Regions from separate parts of the Homo sapiens genome. Here region 2 is linked to region 1. Evidence: chromatin loops called from intact Hi-C (ENCODE). Cell type or tissue: mammary epithelial cell. All regions are shown on one strand. Each heading gives the region's core, and the rest is flanking DNA. Links, peaks and the distances in the headings are about the cores only.

Evidence for each region. A loop is a pair of places that touch in the nucleus more often than their neighbours do. Peaks named below come from ENCODE experiments on the same cell type or tissue, not always from the same donor. Only the 100,000 strongest peaks of a DNase experiment are listed, where the experiment ranks them.
Region 2: a loop joins it to region 1, with 5 times the contacts of the local background. A loop is called at or near these places in 2 of 110 quality-filtered maps.

Annotation. Positions count from the first base shown.
Region 1 is chr16:65,880,917-65,888,772 of GRCh38, forward strand. No RefSeq gene overlaps it. Among named protein-coding and RNA genes, the nearest start is that of LINC00922, 310 kb to the left of the region's middle. In mammary epithelial cell, for the core only: no CTCF peak of the experiment used is centred there; a DNase peak (open chromatin) is centred at 3,335; H3K27ac peaks cover 1,908 bases.
Region 2 is chr16:66,271,653-66,279,508 of GRCh38, forward strand. No RefSeq gene overlaps it. Among named protein-coding and RNA genes, the nearest start is that of CDH5, 91 kb to the right of the region's middle. In mammary epithelial cell, for the core only: CTCF peaks have their summits at 2,567 (motif pointing left) and 4,361; DNase peaks (open chromatin) are centred at 4,329 and 6,639; H3K27ac peaks cover 238 bases.

The DNA of each region.
Region 1 (7,856 bases), core at 956-5,955:
TATAGCTCATGCCTGAACAAGACTTACGTAACATTCTTATTTTCTCCATAAAGAACATCACAGCCTTTGAAACACTAGATAGCACTTCACACTGGCTTGGGAAACCTTTTCTTTTTTTTTTTTTTCTTTCTTTGAGATGGAGTCTTGCTCTGTCACCCAGGCTGGAGTGCAGTGGTGCGATCTCAGCTCACTGCAACCTTCGCCTCCCAGGTTCAAGCAATTCTCTGCCTCAGCCTCCCAAGTAGCGGGGATTACAGGTGTGTACCACCATGCTCGGCTAATTTTTTTGTATCTTTAGTAGAGACCAGGTTTCACTTGAACTCTTGACCTCGTGATCTGCCCGCCTTGGCCTCCCAAAGTGCTGGGATTAGAGGCGTGAGACACTGCACCCGGCCAGGGAACATTTTAAACTGCACAATCACCAGGAAAAAATGGCACTGAAATGCGAAAACCATGGAATTAAAATGACCTTGAAAAGGACACTTGTTGACATGTGAGAGCTGAAACAAGCAGGCACAGTGTACCCGTGTTTGACTTCAGATGGGAGCGTGCCCGTCAGATGACTCAATTTTGTCAACGCTGCGCATGCCCATAAATGACCATGGAAGTGCCAAGAGGATTTATTTTGGGGCTACAGATAAATGTTAGCAAGTAATTACATTCCCATGAATAATGAAGATCAAGTGTATTAGTGAAAAGAAAAATGGTGCAGCTATGTTAATATACAAATGAATAGCCAATAAATGAAGTTGGGACAACTGGCCATCCCAATAGAATAGACAATGGAATAAAATAAGATCTCAACTTCACAACACACACAAAATTAAATCAGATGGTTTTCACCTAAAAGTCCAAAAGGTGTGAGTCTGTGTGTGTGTATGTGTGTTTGTGTGTGTGTGTTGACAAGTTAGTTATAAACTAGAATTATGAAGATCCAGGAAGATGGAAGATATCTTTGAAGAAGAATAAAGGAGAGAATTTACTCCGCTGAGCCTCAAGACAGATTATAAGCTTAACTAATTAAGGTAGTGTGGTACTGATGCAAGAATAGACAAACTGACCAATGTAACAAAACAGACACCAGAAAGGGGACCACGCAAAAAGGGGACATTTGATTTATGACAAAGATGCCTCCACAAAGTAGCAGTGAAAAGAGAGGCTTTTCAATGGATGATTGTGGAAGAACTGGTTTTGACACAGAAAGAAATTAAACTGACCTCTGTATCCCCAGACTGGGAATAAATCCATTCCAAATATTCAGTCCTAGACTGGATAAATGCACTGTGGAGTATTTGTCCAAGGGCACAACATAGCATCATGGGAATGAACAAATGATCCTGCACCTCACGTGGACTAATGTCACAGAATAAATGTTGAAGAAAAAGAAGTCAGACATGAAAGCTTATGTGCTATATTACTTCATTTATACATAATTTAAAAATACAAGCAGAACTAAACAATACGGATACTTCAATAATTAGTAAATACTATCTTGAGTTGTTTACTTAAGGATGCTTAAATACATAGTAAAACTACAATGAAAAGCAACAATACAATTGGCATCATAGTTAGGATAGTGGTTAATTTGGGCAAGAGGAAGGGGTTATAATTGACAGTGGACACGTGAAGGGTTTCTCCGGCCCTGAGGTTTTATGTCTTGACATAGACTGTAGTTATGTTTGTTTTATAATAATGGAGCTGTTCATTTTAATATTGTGAACTTTTCATAGTTTTAAAAAAGGACCACTTCAGTTCGCTTGCATTATGGATTTAAATGTAGAAACAAAACCTTGACTTTTTTGGAAGAAACTATTGGAGACTCTATGTATGGTCTCAGGACAGAGAGGATTCCTCAAACAAAATGTACAATGCACAACTACATCAAAGGAAAGTTTACAAATATCTGTAAGAAAGAAGTTGCTGAAAACAGCATTAAAAGATAACCAGAGGCTGGGGGTGGTAGCTCACACCTATAATCCCAGCACTTGGGGAGGCCAAGTGTGAGGATCGCTTGAGCCCAGGAATTGGAGACCAGCCTGGGCAACATGGTGAAACCCTGTCTCTACAAAAAAATACAAAAAACTAAGCTGGGCATGATGGTGTATACCTGTGGTCCCAGCTACTTGAAAGGCTGAGGTGAGAGGATCACCTGAGCCCAGGGAGGTCAAGGCTGCAGTGAACAGTGTTTGTACCACTGCCCTCCAGCCTGCGTGACAGAGCAAGACCCTGTCTCAAAAAAATAAATAAATAAATAAAGAGAGAGAGAGAGAGAGAGAGAGAAAAGAAAAGATAGCCAGAGGTTGGAAGAAAACATTTTCAATGCATATAAGCAAAAAAGGGTTGGTATCCAGAATACATAAAGAACTACATATGAACATATGAAAACATAATCATCTTCTCTATTAATCAGATAAATGTAAGTTAAAAAAACTTAGTGGGATACTGTTTTGAATCTATAAAACTGTCAAAAATTGCCATGTGCAATAATGTCAATGTTAGAAAATGGGATCTGTTATATTGCTGGTAGGAGTGAAAATGCGTACAAACACTTTGGAGAGCAATTTGGAGATATGTAGTGAAACTGAAAATACACATTTCTGAAGACCTAGGTAATCTACCTCTAGGAACTCATACTGGAGACATTCTTACACGTATCAATAAGGAGACATAAGGAAGAGTATTTTCTGGTCTTGAACTCCTGAAACCAGGGGATCCTCCCGCCTCAGCCTCCCAAAGTGCTGGGATTATAGGCATATACCAGCACCCCCAGCCTAAGAGTGTCTGTAGGAATCCAAATGTCCATCCAAGAGACAATGGATAAATAAATTGTGTTATTACCAAATATTGGAATATACTCTATAGCAGTTGAAACAAAGGAACTAGGTTTTACATGATCCACATGGCTAAATCTCAAGAACTTAATATTGAGAGGTAGAGAAAAGTAAGTTGCAGAAGAACACATGTATGATACAACGTATATATACTTAAAACATGTAGCACATACCTAGGTAATGAAAGAAAAACAGTTACAGGGAGAATACAGACCAGCTTCAAAACAGTGTTTTCCTCTAGGCAAGGAGAGAGGAAGGGAGGGAAGTGTGATCCAGAAGAATTGAAAAGGTGACTTCAACAGTGAGGTGTTTTATTTCCTTTAAAGAAAATATGAATCAAATGTGGTAAAATAGGCTCTTTGTTGAAATCTGTCTGATGTACACATGTGTGTCTGATTCATCATTTTCTGTCCATTTCTATATACTGTAAATATTTCAGAATTCCAATAAAAATGCAATAAAATTTAAAAGAGAGAATATGCCATTCCCTGCGGTGATGACGCTGCCTAACGTGATGACTCACACAGTTTGGAGTTTCAGTATTTCATTTTGTAAAGCCCCTTGGCTCCACTGGAAACAAGTCTGGGCATAGAATGGAGGCTGGTCAGTTGGTGACTGTGCTCTGTCCTCCAGGGCCCAAAGTAACCGTCCTCCAGAGTGATATGTGTGTCACTGTGCAGTAATTGCTGTTTATGTGTCTGTCTCCCCCATAAGCCTGGGAGCCCCAGGGAAGCAACAGGGTCTTCTTCATTTCACTGGCACATAGGAGGTGACAATAAACACAGTCTGAATGGGAGAACCCCATGGGCACCAGCTCAGGATGCTGAACACATTGGTAAGCTGGAGATCTGCTCTGAGGATATTCTGCACCTGGTCCTGCAGGGTGCCCTGGGATGGGTCTCTTGTAAACGGGTTTCTCCATGAGTCCAGTGGGCTATGTCCTGGAAGGAGGAAGCCCAGAATAGACTCAGTGTTCTTGGCCTCTTCTTTCTGACTATACGTCACACCAAATGGCACCAACACTAACAATGATGCTGCACACATTTATGAATATTTCTGTGCAGAGACCCAAAGGGACTATACCAACATGAAAACAGTCGCTGCATCAAATTGGGGAAATTACGTTTTTCTCCCTTCTCCCTATTTTTCCAGTTTTCTACAATATGGTTTTATTGTCCTAATAAAACCTTATAAAGAATATAAAAATCCTATTTCATCTATGAAGTGATGAAATAGGTGGCAAGTGTTTCAATGTTTCAATAGACTTCATTCCCCATGCTTCAAATTTTCCCTTTGAAATGACCAGTAAATACATAACTAGAATATATATAATTAGAATATACATACAAATACATGTATATTTCATTTAGCATAAATAATGCCTAAATAATACAGACAACAGTACCATGGAGAAGCAAAACATTATGTGCTAGTTCTGCGAGAAATCCTGCAGCCAGGGTTAAAAAATAGAATGCAGGTTTTCATGCTCAGGGTCCAGGGTGGAGGCCAGGAACTCTGCATGTACACCAAGCTCTCCAGATGATTCTGACTCAAGTGGTCTTCAGATCGCAGTTGGGAAAACAGTGAGATAAAGAAAAATTTGGGGTGGGGTTCAGTGCCTACCTGAGAAAGTGGCAGTGACATGATGTAAGTGAAAATCAGACAGACAAAGAGTAGAGATGAATGGATGGGCAGCAAATGGGTGGCTGAGATCAGCTTACCCTCAGCCTTCCCTGACACAGAGGGGGCTACAAGTTAAGTGAAGACATTTGGGGACCAGGGAGGGACTCTGTCTAGAGTGTGAGGGATAGAGGTGAAGAATACTGCCCCTGAGAAAGCAACCAACTCCAATGGCCACCGCTAGATGTTACTGATCCCACCACCTGCACAGAAGCCAGGTCCCCAAGCAAGTTAAAATCAACCTCAAGTAATGCAGCATTTCCCATCTTTCTAGGACCCAAGTATTTGAACAAGAACCCATTCAAACTCTACCATAACTCATTATTCTCCCAGTAATGGGCAAATAGATCTTCTCTCCAAGAGAATGAGAAATAAAAGAGAAATCACTGGACTTCTGAGAACATTTAGTAGTTTGTAAGAGAAGAATCATTCTGAGGCATCACAGCAATGTTACAGACAATATCAAAAGACAGAGTGAGAGAGAATTCAATAAATCATCTAATTTAAATATTAAATAAATTGGTTGGCAATTATGTGGCTCATATGAAAAAAGATCAAAATGTATTACTTTTAGGCCGGGTGCGGTGGCTCATGCCTGTAATCCCAGCACTTTGGGAGGTTGAGGCAGGTGGATCACTTGAGGTCAGGAGTTCAAGACCAGCCTGGCCAACATGGCAAAACCCTGTCCCTACAAAAAATACAAAAATTAGCTGTGTTTGGTGGCACACACCTATAGTCCCAGCTACTCTGGTGGCTGAGGCACAAGAATCGCTTGAACCAGGGAGGCGGAGGTTGCAGTGAGCCAAGATCATGTCACTACACTCCAGCCTGGGAAACACAGTGAGACTCCATCTAAAATAATAATAATGATACTTAATAAATAAATAATTACTTTTAAGTGAAAACACATTATTGAAATAAAATATAAAGGACAGAGGCAGAGGGTAGCAGATGGTATAATAGTGAGAACTCCTGAGTTTAATTGATTCACTTGAGGAATTCTCCTTGGGGTTTTCTGCCCCCAAGTCTCACTTTTCCCCAATCAGTCCTCTATGAATTGAATGAATCCTTTTATGAATTGAATTAATGCAGTTCTACCTATGCCACTCTCCTGCTTGAAGGCATTAAATGGCTTCCAATTGCCACTGAGTTCCTAGCACCTGAGGATGGCACTGAAGACCCTCCTACAACTGAGCAAATGTTGCCCAAGCTCCACAGAACTCTTTGTTATTCCTGCTGGGCACAGTGGCTCACGCCTGTAATCCCAGAACTTTGAGAGGCTGAGGCAGGTGGATCACCAGAGGTTGGGAATTCACCTGACCAACATGGAGAAACCCCCTATCTACTAAAAATACAAATTTAGCCACGAGTGGTGGTGCATGCCTGTAATCCCAGCTACTCAGGAGGCTGAGGCAGGAGAATCGCTTGAACCCAGGAGGCAGACGTTGTGGTGAGCCGGGATCGTGCCATGGTACTCCCCCATCTTGAAAACACAAACAAACAAAAAACCCTTTGCTCTTTGCTATTCCCGTTAAGTAAGCCATATGTTCCCACTTCTGCAAATTGGTCCATGCTTTAGAGATCCCTCCCCATACAAAGTTCTTTCCTCTCGCTACCTTCTAATAATGTGAACATCATTGAATGCTTCCATATGCCAGGCACTAAGTAACGGCACTTACTGTCATTAAGTACGTAAGTAAGCACGTAAATACGTAAGTACCACCAAATATGGTACTTACATACATCAAACAAAAACATAAACCACTGCTATTATGTCGAATACCTAACATGTTGGGACATTTGCCCAAATACTGGTGATGTAGCAGTGAATAAAGCAGATAAGCTCTTTTCTAAGTGAGGAAGATGAGCAGGGGACAGTTAATAAACAAAAACTATATATACAGTGGGACTGAATTGTGTTTCTCCCTCCACCCTCCAAAATGTATATGTCGAAGCCCTAACCCCCAAAGTGACTATATTTGGAAATGGGGCCTTGCCTTGAGTAGATAATTAAGATTAAATGAGGTCATAAGAGTGGGACCCTAATCTGATAGGACTGGTGGCCTTATCAGAAGAGAAAGAGAGAGATTTCTCTTCATGTACATGCATAGAGGAAAGGCCATGCGAAGGACATAGCAAGAAGGTAGCTGTCTATAAGCAAGGAAGAGCGCCCACATCAGAAATCAAACCCCACCTGACCTTGATCTTGGCCTTTCCTGCCTCCAGAACTGGGAGAAAGGAATTTCTGTTTGTTTAAACCACCCAGTCTATGGTATTTTGCTATGGCTGCCTGACTGTCCACTAAATCTTGCAGATTTCTGCACAAGACAGGCTGTCGCAAAAACAGACTTTGCAGTAGGGGCATGCATTGTGGATTTGAGGAATACCTAAAAATCCAGTATGGCTGGAACAGGTTAAAGCTGGAGAGTCGAAAGGTGATACAGTTGGAATGGGAGATGAGGGACAGGGGTGGGGGCAGATCATGGGGGCCTCATAGGCATAATAAGACTTTAGCTTTCACTCTGAGAGCATGGAGAAGTCACTGGAGGGCTCAGCGAGGAAAAGAATAACATGATTTGAGACATTATGAAAGGATCATTCTGGCTGTTGGTCAGCAGTGGAAGCAAGACAGCATTTAGGAGGCTGTTTCACAACCTAGGTGAGTAAGATGGTAGTTTGGACCAGGGTAAGAACAGTGGAAGTGAAAAGAAATGGTCACATTCAGGAAGTATTTTGGATGTAGAGCCCATGAAATTGGCTGTGGATTTCATATGGGATACGAAAGAAAGAAGAGTCAAGGATGACACGAAGTTTTTATTCTCAGCAATGCACACGATGGAATTGTCAATAACTGAGATAAGAGGAGCTTCTGAAGGAGTCTGAGTGGGTGGAGATGGTGGAGAGTTTGGTTTTGGACATATTGGGAGTCAGATGCCGATGAGACATACCCAAGGGAACGTGTCCAGTAGGCCGCAGATGTCTGAGTCTGGGAGAGTCTGGAAGAGAAACGTAAGTTGGCATTATTCCAGCCATTTAAACCACCTGGTAAGCCAGGGCCTGTAGGTCAGGACATTATTAAATGAGTTCACCAAAAGTGTGCAAGTAGACAGAGAAGAGTTCCTAGAACTGAGCCTCGGCTGGTCCAGCACTAAGTAAAGCTTAGGGAAATGAAGAGGGAACAGCCAGAGGCTCAGAAGGCAAAACCTGGAGCTTCAAGGAAGACCAATAGAGTGTGGCATCTTGGAAGCCACATAAAGGAGGAAAAAATGGTCATTTGCATCAAGTGCTCCTGCTGAGTCAAGTGAGATTTGGACGAGTAACGACCTTTGGGTTCTGCATCATGTA
Region 2 (7,856 bases), core at 1,877-6,876, 390 kb after region 1:
GAGCCCCACCCTTGGAAGAAATGCAAGGACAGAAACTTCACTGAACTCCTGATTTTTGTGCCTGGCCCCAAAGACAAGGGGGCTAGGGTCTGTGCATTCCAGAGACTTCCTCTTAGCTGAGATCTGAAATCCCCAAGTTTTCCAGTCAAGCTGTTGTAAACCCGTCCAGATCTCTGCGCACCTCCTCCCGGTGGCCTGCAGACTGCAGAGCTGAGCCCAGAGGCCCAGTTCAGTGGGCAGGCTACAGGGGAGGGAGGGGAACCAGAGCCAGAAGGAGAGGGGCGTCTCTGAGACTGGGCTCCCACATTCACCTGGAATCATCTTTGAAGTGGAAAGATTAACACGGGATTCAGTTTCCCCTTTGTGAATGAGTGGTGTTGGAAACTACACAGAGATTCCTCTGTGCCGGTCAGGCCCTGCAACCCCAGGACCAAGAGAGGGATGAATCTTGATAAAACCTTGGGATGGAGAAAGGCAAGAAGGGTGCCATTCACACACACCCCATCAGTCTCATTGTTCCCTGCCATTACCACTACCCTGGAGAAGGACACCAAACAGCTGCTTATTAAAACACATTACCTGAGGCCAGGCTTGGTGACTCACATGTCCAATCCATGACAGGCAGGTTGCTTGAGGCCAGGAGTTCGAGACCAGCCTGGCCAACACGGCAAAACCTCATCTCTACTAAAAATACAAAAATTAGCCGGACGTGGTGGTGCATGCCTGTAGTCCCAGCTTTCTGGGAGGCTTAGGCATGAGAATTGCTTCAACCCGGGAGGCGGAGGTTGCAGTGAGCCAACATGGTGCTACTGCATTCCAGCCTGGGTGATAAAGCAAGACTCTGTCTCAAAAATAAAAATAAAAATAAACACATTACCTGAGCCGCTGAATGTGTCAACACTCAGATGGACTCGCTCTTTCTTTGTAAATGGCTGGACCTTGGTGCAAGGCATGCTGGGAACTTGGATCTGTGGGGACGGGGGTCTGGGGAGCCCCTGACACCTTCCTGGAACAGGCCATGCTCCTCCCACCAGCCTCAGGCCCTTTGCATGTGTGGCTCGCTCTGCCTCGACTGCTCTCCCCCTACCCCTTTCACCCATGACACAATGAGTCTTTCTTCAGCAGCAAGAAAAATGGTTTCTTCTCCAGGAAGCTTTTCCCGAGCCTAGTGTAAAGCTCTAAGGCAGCAGGGGTCAGGTGGCTTATGTGGGGTTCCCAGAAGGCACAGCCTGAGATAAGACTGGAGTGCAGGTTGTTTATTTGGGAGAGGTTCCCAGACAGCAAGAGTGAAGGATTGAGGGAAAATGGCATAGGGAGGAGTAAGATCATTAAAAGTTGTGTTGCGGTCATCAATGCTTTGGGCAACAGAGGCTCAGTGCAGCTGGGACCTCCTGACAAGCAGCATGAAGTCCCCAGAATCAGTCCCCTAAAGGCCAAGAGCCTGGAGCATTCATCCACCAGCTCCCAGCCCTCATTGGCTGAGAGCTTCCCCGGACAAGATTCATGCCCTGTATTGACTGCATTTTCTTATTTTCTGTATTCCTGATGCTCCGGCATTTGGGGCCTTGATCCTGGAGAGACTGCCCCTCCCAGAGCTAGCTAATTCCTAGAGACAGCAAAGGACTCCCCTGTGACTGCACCTTTGATGTACAAAGCAATCGTTCCAGAGCCCACACCCCCAACCGTCCAACTGCCAAGTCAATATTCTCTCTGCCCTAAATCACTACAGGGCCAAGAACCAGACAACTAGGAATGACCTTGAAAGCCCAGAGCCCTCCACAGTGATTCACACTATCCATCCTAAGCTAACTCAGTCTACCTACCCTGCCTTGCCCACACCTTCCCAAGAAATCCTCAACAAAGGCTCTGAGCCTTGCTCTCCCCTCTCCCTCTTCTGCCTTCTGACCCTGGCGCTTCCCATGTGTTCCAGGTAGCAGTGTGCAGTGCCTCCCATTTCTAGAGTACTTAGTATAAACTTCTTCCTTTATGACAATCATCTCCCTGCCTGCGTGTCTGACCATACTGATTAAAACAAATCCTGGGTACATTTTAACTCGTGCCTTCACACCGCCAGGCTTGCATGGGCTAAGAGTGTTCCCACAACGCTGGAGAAGACCCTGAGGCAGAAAACCAACAGGCATCTGTCCCATACATGAAGTGGATGCTGTAAGAGCAAGGCAAGCTTTCTGAGCTGTCAGGGAAACGGCCACCGGCCACTGTCGCTGGCACTGAAATCACAGCTGGCCAAGGAATGTGATGAGCAGGGTGCCAGAGGTGTCTGCTGCATCCCATGTGCTTGTTTGCTTGTTTTTCTCACCATTGATCCCCCAGTGCCTAGCACAGTACTGGCATGGTGTGGGGACTTAGTCATTACCTGCTGAACTCATGAATTGAATTAGTGAGTGACTGAGTGAGTGAACCTTGTAAGCCCCAAAGGAGAATGACTAACAGTCCAATAGAAGACATTCAAAGGTTCCCAGCCAGTGAGGTCCAGTGGTCAAGTTTATCCCAGCAATAACCCAGCTAATAGCACCCTCCAGTGGCCAAGGTCCCAGGGCTGGTCAAAGCTAGGTCAGGTGGCGGAGCTGTCAGCCCAGCAAGGAAACTGAGGCAGAAAACTAAAGGAGTTCATGGGATGTTAAGCCTTCACTCCTGCAATGGCTTGCATTTAAACAAGACTCCTTACAGGCCCCAGGGCAAGATCAGGTATGGGCGGGCGTAGTGAACACGAAGAAGCCCAGAGATTTACAATGGGCAGGACCAGGGTAACAAATCCAAACAGAAAAATAGAATCCATAAACCTCTTCTCCTAGGCTTCAGAAGGTTCCAGATTCATCTCCCTGAATGGCCACCACAGAGAAGTGGCACAAGAGTGTCACACCTAGGGTGCAAAGGACTGCCTGCTATCCATCATAATCATAAATGTGTATACTGTCATAAACTTCCAGAAGATGGCAGTAAAGAGACTCATGCTAAGAAAATCAGTACATTACAATAATTTTCCATATATGGAAGTGTCTTGAGAAAGGGAGAGGTTTTGCCTAATCTGTTTAAATGTGCTGTGTGACCTGGTGAGCAGATTTTTTTCCCTTCCTCAGTGAGTTTTGCCCAGGCTCAGAAACCCCGCAGGCCCCTAGAGCATAAACCAAGGGAAAGCAAAAGTCAACAGACATACAGGCAAGGAAGCGGGGGCAGGTGGCGGGGCAAGGCTGGTTTCCTCTGCGTCTCCTTGGTTGCATCTCTAGCCTCATTCGTGCAATAAACACTTGCTGAACTCTGTTGGGCACATTGGGGGTGGGTGAGGGACACATATGACCAAGATTGGGTCCTTTTGCTCAGTGTCATGGAAAAAAGACTGATATGGTTTGGATCTGTGTCCCTGGCCAAAGTTCATGTCAAATTGTAATCCCCTGTGTTGGAGGCGGGGTCTGGTGGGAGGTGACTGCATCATGGTAGTGGGTTTCTCATGAATGGTGCAGCACCACCCTCTTGGTGCGGTTCTCATGATAGTAAGTGAGTTCTCATGAGATCTGGTTATTTAAGTGTGTGGCACCTCCCCTTTCACTGTCTCTCTCTCTTGCTCCTGCCCCTGCTATGTAGGACACCTGCTCCCCCTTTGCCTTCTGCCATGATTGGAAGCTTCCTGAGGCCTCCTCAAAAGCAGAAGCCACTATGCTTCCTGTAGAGTCTGCAGAACCATAAGCCAATTAAAACTCTTTTCTTTATAAACTACCCAGTCTCAGGTATTTTACCAACTTTGCTGTTAGGCAGACCTGGGTTCAAATCCAGCTTCTACAGCTCAGAACATAGAAAGTCACATACCCTCCCCAGCCCTCAGGCTCCTCATCTGCATAATGGGGATAACACCACCTGCTTTACAAGATGTAAAAAAGACCACGTGAGTAAAGTGCCTGGTGCAGAGACTGAAACAGACGGAGCTGGAGTTGGAAAAGAATTGCTATTTCCTTCTTCCTCCCTTGATATCATTGGAACCTCCTTCTTTAGAGGTTACAATCCAGCTGCTGAAGCAGCATATATTTGGTTGACTTTTGACTAAAGAAAAATACTGCCACTATTTTATGATGTCACAAAGTGGTAAGGGATTTGATAAGAGATTCCTGGGCCCAGTATAATGTGGCACAACCATGAGAAAACCTCCCATACCAGAACTACTCCCTCGGGTTGAAAACCAAACATTGACTTGTGCAGCCAATGTTCTGGCTTGTCTGGGGGCTGCCTGAGAGACTGACTTCTGTCTTGCCTGACTCAGAGCACAGACAGGAATGGCAGCACAGAAGCCACTGGAAACAGGCAAGCTCCAAGGAACGTTACAGCTGCAGAGATTATGCAGTTCCACAGGAAGACAGCAGGAGGAGCAAGAGATTATGTCTCTTGAGAAGAAATAGACTAGGGAATTCGAGACGGTTAAACAGGCATGCACAAGGCCAGAGAAGACACATCCCCAGAAAAGATTTGAGAGGTCCCAGAACCTTTTGCCAGGCTGATTGGTAAAAGTCTCCCCGTGCGTGAGGCCAATTCATAAAGACTGGGAGAGGTGGTTGTTTTTTCAAATGCCAAAATCTCAACAAAAGATCACAAGGCATACAAATAAACAGGTAAACATGGCCCAATCAAATGAACAAAATAAAACTCCAGTAACCAAGCCTAAAGAAATGCAAATTGCTGAACTTTCTCACAAAGAATTCAAAACAACTGTGTTGAAGATGCTCAGTGAGCTAAAAGAGAACACAGATAGACAACTAAGTGAAATCAGGAAAATGCTGGATGAGTCCAGTGAGAATGTCAACAGAAATAAACTAAAGAAACAGAAATTCTAGAGCTAAAAAATACAATAACTAAGTTGAAAAATTCACTACAGCTGTTCAAAGCAGACTTAGGCAGAAGAAAGAACTCGCAAATTTGCAGATCGTTCATTTGAATCAAGTCAGAGGAGCACAAAGAAAAAATAATTAAGAAAACTGAAAAGGCCCTAAGGGACTTATGGGACGTCATCAAGCAGACCCTTTTATACACTATGGAAATCCTAGAAGTAGGAGAGAAAGGGGCAGAGACCTTATTTGAGGAAATGGCCAAAAACTTCCCAAATCAGAGGAAACAAATGAAAATAGAAGTCCAAGTTCAATGAATTCCAACTGGTATAAAATCAAAGAGGCCCAAACTGTGACACATTATAATCAAACTGTCAAAAGACAAAGAGAAAGCCTTGAAAGTAGTAAAAGTGCTTCATCACAGACAAAGAGGCTTCTATAAGATTATCAGGAGGTTTCTCAGCAAAAACCTTTTAGCCATAAGGCAGTGGAATGATGTACTCAGAGTGCTGAAGGAAAAAAGCTATCAATCAAGAATACTAAAACTGGAAAAACTATCCTTTAAAAATGAGACAGTTTTGTTTTTTTTTTTTCTTGAATTAATGCTCAGAGTTGGTCTTTATGTAGTATTTTGCTATTTCCAAGTTTTTGAAGCACACTGAAAGCCTCTAGTTTTGCCTTTTCAAGGTGATGAAGTAGAGGCTTTCAGTATGCTTCAAAAACTTGGAAATAGCAAAATACTACATAAAGATCAACTCTGAGCTTTAATTCAAGAAAAAAAAAACCTGGGAATCCACTGGAATCATGAAGGACACCCTAAATCCTGGGGACGAGAAGGTGGGCAAACAGCCCCTGTGATTGCGTCTCAATGATGAAAGTGAGTAAAGCCCCAGTGCATGAGTGGGGCAGGGAGCCTCCTTTTGTGATTCACTTTTCCTCTGGGGAACACAGCAATCCAAGCCAAGGGAAAGCGCTTTGTTTCTCCCAAGCCCTGGAGCCAACTCAGGGAGAGGCTTGGAGATGCTGAGAGAGAAAGGTACCTGGAAAAGCTGCAGGCATTTTCCCAGACCTGGAACTGAGAGCAGGGTGCCATTTTCAATATGAGTGTATACAAAGTCAGTTACTCTTTGGCAACCTGGCAGTGTGGCTGCACAGGCATTTTAGTCTCAGGCCAGAGATTGGAGCACTTGCTCTGGACCAGGGTACAGGCCTCCATGGCCAGAACTGTGGAAAGCACCTCAACAGTAAGCATTGGAATTGTGCTTTTCTCCATTGCAGACCTGGGGAGGGAGGAGAGCTACTACAGCATGGTTTCTTCTGGGTGATGAGAACTGCAGCCAGGGCCAGCTTGGCAACCTGGAACCAGTCTGGTCTGCATGTGTCACTTCTGGGTGCCGCAGCCTGCTCCCTGGGATCATGGTGCAGTGGGGCCCTCTCTGCTCTACCTCCCGGTAGAGCGCCAGGCATTAAGAGCACCCACTTGCCTGGACCAGCAGCCTGAGCTGCCCCACCCTTCTTGGGAATGGACTGTGTGCAGTAGGACCCTCTCTTCTCCACACCCAGGCTGTTCTCTAGGCATTCAGAGCATCTGCTCCCACAGATTAGCCGCCCGAGTTACCCCATCCTTCCTGTGCAGAGATCCTGGTACCAGGAGGCCCTCTCTGCTTCACGACTGGGCAGATCTCCAGGCATTCAGAGCACTCGTTCACCTGGCTCAGCAGCCTGAGTTGCCCCACCCTTCCTATGCAGAGATTGTGGTGCAGCTTGACCCTCTATACTCCAAACCCAGTCAGATCTGCAGGCATTTGGAGCACCTGTTTATCTGGATTGGCAACCTGAGCTGCCCCACCCTTCTTGCACAAGGCCCTCTCCACTCCACACCCAGGCAGAAGAACCCCAGGCATTCAGAGCACTCAGTCACATGGACCAGCAGCCTGAACTGCCCCCACCCTTCCTGTGCAGAGATTGTGGCAGAGCAGGGCCTTCTCCCCTCCATGCCAAGGCAGATTTCCAGGCATCTGGGCACCCACTGTCCTGGATTAGAAGTGTAGGCTGCTCCCCTTCCCATACAGAGAATTGGGGCTGAGGAAGTTTCCCAGATGCATGCCTAGTCATACCTTAGGGTGCTTGGTGGGCACTCACTGGATTTTCCCTCAGCACTTGTGCTTATGCTTGCCACTTGGGGACCTGTAGATGGACCTGCCCAGTCTGACGCTCATCATCTTGGCCCCAACCTCTAGGCCTGAGCAGGGAGCTCAGGCCATTGTGCACTCCATGAATCAGCCCATTACCTGAGGCAACAGAGAGCTTCTCACAGTAAACAAGGATCAGGTATACACCTGGCTGCACTGGCCACAGCCAGCTCTTACCCATAAGCTCCATCTACTGGTTTGTAAGTCAAACCACACAGCCCAATATAAAACCTGCTAGCAGAAGTGCTTATAGTTATAGAAGCAAAGCCAAAAGACCCTACTCAACATTCTCTACAGTCACACCCCCTAGGGAGGTGGAAAAGGGAAAAGAAAAAAAAAATTGTAAGGAAAGAAAGAAAAAAGTTTTATCCACATGAAAATAACTACAAAAATTAGAAGTGCCAATGCCTCCAGATGAGAAGGAGCCAGTACTAGAATTCTGGCACCATAAAAATTCTGAATGTAGTGATATCACCATCACACTAGCTCTCCAGCAATGGTTCCTAACCAAAATGGAAACTCAGAAATGACAGATAAAGAATTTAAAGCATGGATTGCAAGGAAGCTCAATGAGATCCAAGACAGGGTTGAAAATCAACACAAATAAGCTTCTAGAACAATCCAGGAAATGAAGGAAGATTTAAATGCTTTAAAAAGAAATCAGAGGTTCTAGAATTGAAAAACTCATGTAAAGAATTTGAAAATACAGTTGAAAACTTTATCAATAGAATAGACCAAGCAGAAGAAAGAATTTCAGAGCTTGAAGACCAGTCTTTTGAATTAACTCAGCCAGACAAAAATAAGGAAAAAAGAATTTTAAAAGTCGTTGATAAAT